2 separate regions of the Homo sapiens genome follow, and region 2 is linked to region 1. A link is a loop called in an ENCODE intact Hi-C map of the cell type or tissue named here. Cell type or tissue: ascending aorta. All regions are shown on one strand. Each heading gives the region's core, and the rest is flanking DNA. Links, peaks and the distances in the headings are about the cores only.

Region 1 (5,605 bases), core at 714-4,713:
ATCTGTCATCCCAGTACTTTGGATGACCAAGGTGGGAGGATCACTTACGTTCAGGAGTTCAAGACCAACCTGGGCAGCATAGGAATACCCCCCATATCTACAAAAAATAAAAAAATTTAGCTGCCTATGGTGGTGTGAACCTGTAGTCCCAGCTACTCAGGAGGTTGAGATGAGAGGATGGGGAGGCCGAGGTTGCAGTGGAACTGGAATCGCGCCATTGCACTCCAGTCTAGGTGACAGAGCTAGACCCTTTGTCTAAAAATATATAAATATATTTATATATACCCGAGTGAATACATGTAGAGATCTACCCTTGTTGGCTTGTTGACAACGCACACATATTTGCAAGTGTCCATTGTATGTGCTGGAGGAAATACTATGTATACTTTGAGAGGATTTGTTGAGCCAAAAAACAGGCCCCTGCCTAATGCTGTTCCTGGCTCAAGAAAGTATCACCTTAAGAATTTTACAGAAATATTGTTGAAGCCTATGGCTAGAGGAGGAAAATGAGAAGGAAACAGAAAAGACACAAGGCCTGGTGAAACTAACTAGAGATTTGCTAGGGGAGTTCTGGGATAAGCCCCCAAAACACATGTGTGTGCACTTTCACTTCAAGAGCCCTCATCCCTTTCTTCTTTACCAACACGTCTATTTTTTTCTTTAAAAATGATATTTTACATTCTGAAAACACCTTAAAATTAAGGTGCAAAGAATCTCATGAGGTATTTATGCCAATTTTTATATTATTTTTTCGGACGATTTATTGCAAAGTAGCTCTAACAACAAACTGACGTCTTAAAGAGATTCCTTCAAAGGCACAAACTTCAGGGGGAATGCAGTGTCCATTAGCTTCATCATTTTCAGCTTGGGATATGCATATCGAAGCATAACTAGGGAAATGAGGCAGTATGTCTTCCTGAGTCTCGAGCCTCACAGCTGGAAGGCTGTGACCATCTGGGCTCTGATCCTAATTAGTGCGTGGGGGTAGGAGTGGTGCTCAGCCGGTCCCTGGCCCACCAGTCTCCTCGCTCTAGCGGTGGGTCAAGGGTGATATTCCTCCCGGAATAGCGGAGCTAAACTGTAACGCTGAATAAAAGAAAAAAGAAAAAAAAAAAAAAGAAAAAAGAGCTTCTTGGGGTGGGGGTGGGGAAGCTACAATACACTGTTTGTTAGGGTTAATCCCGGTTTTGACAACTGCCAGAGCTGTTTAAAAAAGGAAATGATTAAATAAACAAGACAAGCCACTAAATCAAATTTGCAAACGAACCTCTCTACTGACTCACTCAAGGGTTTCTGAACCTCAAGAAAAGATTTTTGAGTGAGGAGAAGTAAAGGTACCTTCCGTGTCATTACGTAAGCATCTCCTGCTTTGAGGATTACAGGAATTACCACCCGCAGCCAGCCGGGAGCTCCGCTGCCTATTGCACCTGCCGGACCTAGGCTCTCTCATCTCAGCCCGAGGCTGGGCAGCCAAAGCCGCCTGCGAGTATTCGGGAACTGTCCGCGGACGCGTCTCCAAACCGTGCCGAGATACCAGCGAGAAAGAGGTTTTCTCAGACGGACGTTCACTAAGTAGAGAAAATACGCTATAGTTTCAAGTTGGGAAACTTTTCCTTATAACTGCATTACCCACTGTGAGCTGCCTGAAAACCGCTAGCTTCTTTTCAAGGGATTGCGACGACTCGTGTCCACAACTGTAGGAACCCGACGAACTCAGAGGGAGGATATACAGACTAAAGCACGAGTAGAATCGGTTTGCGCTATGTGACTTTGGGTCACATTTAAACTGAAAATGCCAGTGGCCGCGCAGTCGGGCTACTTTTCCCAGCAGCACCATATCCACAGCCAGTTGTCCCTTTTCGGGAGACGTTTTCTGGAAAAAATAGGTACCTGAACTCTAGATTCAAAGCGTCTTTCTGAATCTCTCCCCGGTCCCCGCCAAGCCGAGCTCAGTCATCTGGCTCCCCTCTTCCCCATCCCCGCTGCCAGAGGTCGTCGCCGTCTGTGGTCCCGAAACCCGAGAGTGGCTCCTACGAAGCCTTTCAGAGGTGGTGCAGGGGGAGGGGAGAGGATGCTAGTTTAGCCAAGTTAATAGTTTCTTCTATGGGATACGTTTTTGGGGAGTTCTGGGGCAGAAGGTAGCCTTGCTACCCCCAGTGACGATTGCGAGCCTGACCAAGGCCGGGCCGCTGCTGTTAGTGCCACATCATCCTAAGCATAACTAGGAAGGGACGCCGGAGATCAGAGACCGCCAAGACTCGAGAAAGCAAACCAGCCCCGCCAGGCGCGCAGCCGCTGCTGAAGCCTTCCCAGATGCGAACCTCCCACCCCCACTTCCCCGGCTTTTTCATCCCTTCCAGGGCCCAACGGCAACAAGAAGTCTGGTCCCGTACTTTGGCAGAGTGCGCTCCGAAACCCTGGTGAAGAAAGAGAAGCCTTGAGGCGCAGTCCGTGTTGCCCACTCTGGGTTCGAACACGCAGCTAAGACAGCCACCTGTTCTACAAAGCTGGAGTTTGTGCGGGCGCGGGCTGCGGCAGGAAGGACCCCATCGTCCCCTCCCTCAGTACGGTTCGGGACCGCCAAAGGTGCACGTCACCCCAAATCTAAGTGCGCACACACCTGCGCACTCACCCGGAGGCGCGCGGCGACTCACTGCCGGATCTCCTAGCTTCAGCCCCGACCACGCGCTAGCTACTGGGGCCCACCCCGCGACCTGCCCTTCCGGGAGGATGGCGCCAATTACCTGCAGTTAAGATGCAAAGAGCGAAGAGAGTCTTGTAGACCATGGTAGCCTGGTATTTGGTGCCCAGCCCGGGGCGGGCGGCAAGGAGTTTGCGGACTGACAGAGCGCACTGGGCGCTGGTAGCGACTCCTCTGCCGGGTGGGCTGCGGTGGGAGCCGGGAGGCGCGAACAGCTCCAGTGGAGGGCGCGAGGCAAACGAGGCGAACGCAGCGCAGCTCCGTCAGCTGCGTGCCCTCCGGTGCTCCGCGCTCTTCTGCTCCATCCCAGCCGCCCGAGCCCGGGGCCGCCTCCGCCTCCGCCGCCGCCGCCGCGCCTGCCGCTGCCAAACCCCTCCCACCCGGGCCCCGCGGCGATGACTGGGCCACCCCCTGGCCTTCCTTCTCTCAGCCCTCAGGTCCCGAGAGCCCCGGCCCAGAGCGGCCTCTGCTGGACAGTCAAGACACGAGACCCTGGGTTCAGCAAATGTTTGCAGCGCCTTGCACTGTGCTGGGAACTAGGGATGCAAAGAAATGTGAGCACATCTCTGCCCTTAGGAATCTAGCTCAGCTTTTCCTACATGAGCTTACAGCCTTTAAAAAGGTGACCTTATGCCATTTTAGGAGTTCCCTCGGAGAACCGGCACATGTTCCAAGAATGAGGACCTTCTTCATTTGTCAAAACACTTCTGCGTGTACATCATTAAACCCTCATCCACATTAAACCCGGCTGAGCTTCCTGGGGCCCGAACCAGGATGTCTGCCGCTGCATTCAGCTTCTTACTAGAAGAAAATACTGTCGGGGGGATAACTAAGCCAGACACCCTACTAGGCGTTGTTTCATGAATCCTTCTAAGAATTATTATTATTCCATTTTACAGGTGAGAAAATGAAGGCACAGAGAAGACAATGTTCTCAAGGTCGCATAACTGGTAAGAATAGTTTGTGCACTAGGCCCATAATAAAGGCTGACGTTTCCTGAGTGATTGCTATGTGCTAGGCACTGGACAACGTGCTGTTCAGGAATCAACCAAGTCATTTAGTTCTCACAACAATCCTTGGAGATTATATCCTCGTTTTCAGGGGAGAAAGTAGAAGCACAGAGAAGTTTAACTTGCCCGAGTTCACACAACTCGCAAGTAATGATAAGATGCCTGCCCAGGCACCCCGCTCAGCCTCTGTACTCTACTCCCTCTCAAGAGCCCAAAGCTTCTCCAAAGCCTACAGATTAGAACTGACCTTTCATTCAGTTCCCTCCCTGCTCTTGCTACACTTTAGGCTTGCTTAATTCTCACACTTCGATCAAAGCAGATGCCAGGTTCTCTCCCAATTCTGTTATTAATGAACCTATTGGTCCCCTAGTCACTAGAGCTGGGGCACTGCAGGAGTTAACAAGCCTTTGTAAAGAAATGATTTGCGTGGAAGGCAGCTTTCTTTTTTCTGTAATATCTTCTTCATATGCCATGGGCTCTGTTCTCACTTCTTTCTCACATACCAGAAGCTGACTCTAGGAGTCCTGAGCACCTTATCTATGGTCAATTCCTCTGCCTGACTCTATCACACTACCACTTGTAGATTTTGCTCACACTTCCACAACCAGATTAAATTTGGATCATATTTTTTTCTCTTTGTTTTGGTAAATCTAGTAATTTCTGTTGGAATGAGAAACAAAAAATACTCAGACCAAGTGCCCATCCCCTCTCCATCCTCCCTGGCCAGATAAACTGCAAATTCAATTTGTTCAGCATGTTCTCTGAATGCTTTTGACTTCAAGGCCCTTCCGGTTTCTAGGGTAATCTATGTGATTAGGAACAATTTCTGCATCTGGGTTTTGGTTGTCATGGATGCAGGGACCACACACAGATGGAGTTATGCAGCGACATTCTATCAGGCATTAGCCCCTTTAAATAGGGCAGGTTAAGTAAGTGACTCTATGGCAGAAATATAGGTTTTTGAAGACCACTTCACAGAAAAAATTTATTCAATTGAAATTCAGCAAAACTTGAAGGAGTCTTTCTGGAGTGCGAAGCATGTGCAACTCTAACCTTGATATCTAAGATAATGGTTTGGTACTCAAAGAATCATGACCCCTACACACTAATCAGTGAAAATTTCCAAAACTTTTCTATTGTACGCAGGATAGAGTTGAAATAATTTCTTTGATTAAAATAGTTCATTTTAATTGCTGATTAAAAATTTTAATTTATTAATTAATTTAGTCAGAGCATATTTAATCACTTATTTTACGCCAGCCCTTATGCTAGGCAATGGAAATACAATGGTTGTAATAGCCAGGGTAGTGTAGGTTATGCTGCTGTAACAAACCAGCCCAAAGTCTCCCAAGCTTAAGCGATAATGGTTTATTTTTTGCTCATCAAAGTCTGCTATGGATCCAGGTTACTCCTCAGAGTAGCTGTCCTCAGGATCAGTGTTGTACCGCCATATCGAAACCTGCTTTTGTTACAGTAGGTAGCTAGATAGGCATGAGTGGGGCAGCAGAGGGCTCCCCCCACACCCCACCAGGAAAGTCAGGTAACCATCATGTGATGGCCAGGCAGTTATTAACTGTCTCTCTAAAATAATAATTGGTTACAGCTGGCACGAGGGACTGACCATCTCCCCATAAATAGGGAACACATGAAACTGGTAATCAGCAGCTTCCAATAAGATCTCAGGAGGTGGGTGACTGAACTCAAGCATGTGCATTAAGATGCAAAATGGTGGAGTTTAACTGGTATATGACCTTCTGGGGGCATTAAAGCAATGCAAGACGCCAGAAGTAGACCAGCATGTAAAACCCTAAGTGCAAGGTCAAATGGGGCACTTGACGTCCAAGATGCCCTCTTAGGCCTCTTCCAACTGTGCTTTCCTTTCTTGCTGCTCTAA
Region 2 (4,000 bases), core at 1-4,000, 72 kb before region 1:
CTGTTCATATCCTTCGCCCACTTTTTGATGGGGTTGCTTGATTTTTTCTTGTAAATTTATTTAAGTTCTTTGTAGATTCTGGATATTAGCCCTTTGTCAGATGGGTAGATCGCAAAAATTTTCTCCCATTATGTAGGTTGCCTGTTCACTCTGATGGTAGTTTCTTTTGTTGTGCAGAAGCTCTTTAGTTTAATTAGATCCCATTTGTCAATTTTGGCTTTTGTTGCCATTGCTTTTGGTGTTTTAGTCATGAAGTTCTTGCCCCTGCCTATGTCCTGAATGGTATTGCCTAGGTTTTCTTCTAGGGTTTTTATGGTTTTAGGTCTAACATTTAAGTTCAACCATTGTGGAAGACAGTGTGGCGATTCCTCAAGGATCTAGAACTGGAAATACTATTTGACCCAGCCATCCCATTACTGGGTATGTACCCAAAGGATTATAAATCATGCTGCTATAAAGACACATGCACATGTATATTTATTGTGGCACTATTCACAATAGCAAAGACTTGGAACCAACCCAAATGTCCATCAATGATAGACTGGATTAAGAAAATGTGGCACAGATACACCATGGAATACTATGCAGCCATAAAAAAAGATGAGTTCATGTCCTTTGTAGGGACATGGATGAAGCTGGAAACCATCATTCTCAGCAAACTATCACGAAGAAAGAAAACCAAACTCCACATGTTCTCACTCATAGGTGGGAATTGAACAATCAGAACACTTGGACAAGGGATGGGGAACATCACACACCGGGGCCTGCCGTAGGGTGGGGGGAGGGGGGACGGATAGCATTAGGAGATATACCTAATGTAAATGACAAGTTAATGGGTGCAGCACACCAACATGGCACATGTATACATATGTAACAAACCTGCAAGTTGTGCACATGTACCCTACAACTTAAAGTATAATAAAAAAAAATTAAAAAGTCATGCCTCCATACACCTTCCCACCCAAAACACAGCCACTTTTCTTTGAAGAAAATAATTAGTATTAGTATTTCCTTGAGAAGATATGATGAAGAAACTGAACCCATTACTTTCTCAGTTAGAGGTGAATGAGCATTGTTTCAAAACACAGTGACATTGCCAGAGATGGTGTGTCCTGCTGGGGCAGTGACAGGCCCACAGACATGAAAGGGACAGATTCAGGGAAGGGCATCTCTTAGACTTAGCCCATGTGTGCAGCCTAAAAGCCTGATAACCAGTTCAATCTGGAATTCCTCCTTGTAAGTTTACAGATAGCAGTGGTTCCTGAAGTCTGGTCAGGTTCAAGCTTTTTTGCTGCAAGAATAGCTGACGGATTGTTTCTCTGAAGAAAACCAGATTCTTGGTTGGATAGAAAACTATATGTTTCCACGTGTATTGTCCTCTATGGGGAGACCACTATTATAGTTTACATCCATTTGATATTTAAAAGAGCTAGTGTTTGGCTTGGTCCTCAGTTTCTAGACCTGCTAGGAGGGATGTGGGGGGCTGATTGTTGGGACATGCAGGTGAGTTCTTATGGTGCTGAGAGGAGGTAGAGGCATTGTAGCGTAGAGAGTCTGCCTTCTGTGCCTCCTGACCTGACTGGGTGTCAGGAATATGGGCAGTGAGTGCCCTGAACTCTGTCACCTTTTCCTGGATTCCATGAGCAACAACCTGGGCCAGTGGCAGAGTTGCAGACAGCCTGATTTTCTGTGTTGCTCACCTATTCTTTTTTTCTGTCCCTGGCCATGTCTTTCCCTGCTCTCAGCTTGTCAAGCACGTGAGAAAACATGTGGCAAAGCTTTGGCAAACTTGGTGAAACTTGATCAAAATGCAGTCAAGCCCTTTCCTGCTGCTGCCAAGTCAGCCGGGAGCATTGCTTGTGGTCGCCTGGCAGAGGCCACACAGCTGCTGAAGGTCTGTGTGCTGAGTAATTGCTACCAGTTTCTCCACCTGTTACGGCCACCATCGTGAACTGCTGAAAAGGCCAGTGGGACTGTTTAACACATATATTAACAAGTGTACTGAGCGCTTTACATACATCATCTTATTTAATTGAAATATAACCTCTGTGAGGTAGGCACCATTGTTATCTCGGTTTCACAGATGATAAGACAGAAGCTCAGAAAAGTTCAGTAATTTCCCTAAGGTCACACTGCTAGCACACGGTACAGCTGAAGCTTGAATGCAACACTGTTTAACTTTTAACCACCAGCTTTTTAATGATTCTATAGTATTGAATTGGGAAATGCAAAGGTGTTTTTGAAGTTTGGGCTCCATGTCTCCTTGGAGGCAGTTGGTAACCAGTTTGCTTCTATCTTTTCTAGTACATTCCCTAGTGTGGGCAACTAAGTGACTTTTTAAAAGTTATTAGACTGTATGAACCCTTCCCCTTCCCTTTAATCTGATCACAGGATTCCTACTGTCTTTGGGATAAAACCTGAGCTCCTTGGCACAAGACATGCCACCTTTCACAGTCTCTCCAGTTTACCCCTCATGAGCAGTGCGGTCTTGTCAGTCTGAATCCCTGTAAGCTCCTGGAGTATCCCATGGCCATCTGCCTCCCTGCCTTTGCACTGCTGCTCTTTCTACCCTGACTCTGCTCTCCATGTCTACCCTCTTGCCATCCCAGTTCTGAGAAATCCAGAGCCTTACCTTCTCTATGAAATATTCTGCAACTTGATAGACACTTCCTCCTGTGTGCAGCCACCTCACTTCACACAGACTCTAATGACAGCACACATCATGTTGAGCCATAGTCTTTCTCCAGGCTTGTACCCCTTCAGGCTAGGAGCCCTGATAATAAAAACTAAACTTGTTCTTTGTGTCTTAGTGCCTGGCACAGAGAAAGTGCTCAATAAATATTCATTGAGTAGAAACATGGATTTTCTACCCTTTGAAAACAGAAATGTTCTCTAGCTTATATGCTGAGTCATGATAGCAGAAATGTGTCCTCCCTGTGATTTGTCTGCAAGCTCCATGAAAATGACCTGTTAACACAAAATTGTGGATGGGCCTCCAGACAGACTTTTGTTATATTTGTTTGCTTGTTTTTACTTTGGAGACTGCAGGGATTTCCTTTCTTTATGCATGATCTAGACCAAGGTCACCAGCTTTTGGTGACCACCTATCAGCTGGGGCAAACACAGGCTAGTTTTAACATCTTTACATTGAATGAATTGAATTTCAGCAGGTATTTAAGAGAGAGAGAGAGAGAGAATGTTAAAATGATAATTATTTATTTACATTTCAAAGCTAGGTTTCAGTGTGTTTTAGGTTGAGCCACTGTTAGGGACCTACAAAAGTTTCGCACCTACACAGTTTCCCAAGTTGTCTTTGGTGGGCTCTGCTGAGGGCACCCAATGCTCCAGAAGGCTCATCTAACATCTACAAAACCATTCCTAATTAGAGTGTGGTCCAACCATATGGTATTTGAAAGCTATCATATGTCAAAACAGAATGTGTATGCCCCAAAACCATCAAACTGTGTCTAAGAAGATACTTGCTTGAAGTAGGAAAGCCATATTCTCCTGAGTATTTTGCTTATGGAAATGAGACATAATTCAATCCAAAAAGAGGAAAGAGCTTCTGTTTTCTAGCCACTGAATCACAACCTGCAGACCTGGTGAATGACTCAATTTCTCCATCCATAAAATCAGTTCTAATCATATCAGCAGGCTCCCCACGGTGCTGTGAATTCTAATGAAAGAATAACATTTGTGAAGAATGCTGTACTTCCTGGGAGAAAAATATGCCATTTTTCTTTTTTTTTTTTTTCCTTAGATGCAACATCTGTCTTTGTCAGTCCCTTAAACTTACTGCTTCTAGGATGGGAGGGACTATAGTGGTCACACCAGAAGGAAGCCGAGCTGAGCAAGGACGCCAACGAATGTCTGAAATCCCAAATGCCCTGTATTGGGGTTTCTCAGGGTGGGGCCATGGAGAGAAAGAGAGACAATGCAGGAGGGCAAGCAGCTTCTCTTCCATCACTTTGTGGTTGAAGGTGGATATGGGCATGGGTGG

Evidence for each region. Hi-C counts contacts between places; a loop is a spot of excess contacts. Peaks named below come from ENCODE experiments on the same cell type or tissue, not always from the same donor. Only the 100,000 strongest peaks of a DNase experiment are listed, where the experiment ranks them.
Region 2: a loop joins it to region 1, with 2.2 times the contacts of the local background. A loop is called at or near these places in 8 of 110 quality-filtered maps.

The regions. Positions count from the first base shown.
Region 1 is chr4:74,930,510-74,936,114 of GRCh38, reverse strand. PARM1 (prostate androgen-regulated mucin-like protein 1) reads right to left here and starts at 2,999. Exons shown (of 4, transcript NM_015393.4): 1 at 2,745-2,999. The coding sequence starts at 2,787. RefSeq lists an enhancer at 2,066-2,115 and silencers at 2,226-2,275, 2,856-3,165. In ascending aorta, for the core only: a CTCF peak has its summit at 3,185 (motif pointing left); DNase peaks (open chromatin) are centred at 1,434, 1,974, 2,674, 3,104 and 1 weaker place; H3K4me3 peaks cover 2,776 bases; H3K27ac peaks cover 2,323 bases.
Region 2 is chr4:75,003,076-75,007,075 of GRCh38, reverse strand. The region is part of intron 1 of PARM1 (prostate androgen-regulated mucin-like protein 1); the gene reads right to left. Among named protein-coding and RNA genes, the nearest start is that of PARM1-AS1, 35 kb to the right of the region's middle. In ascending aorta, for the core only: no CTCF peak of the experiment used is centred there; a DNase peak (open chromatin) is centred at 1,845; H3K27ac peaks cover 1,078 bases.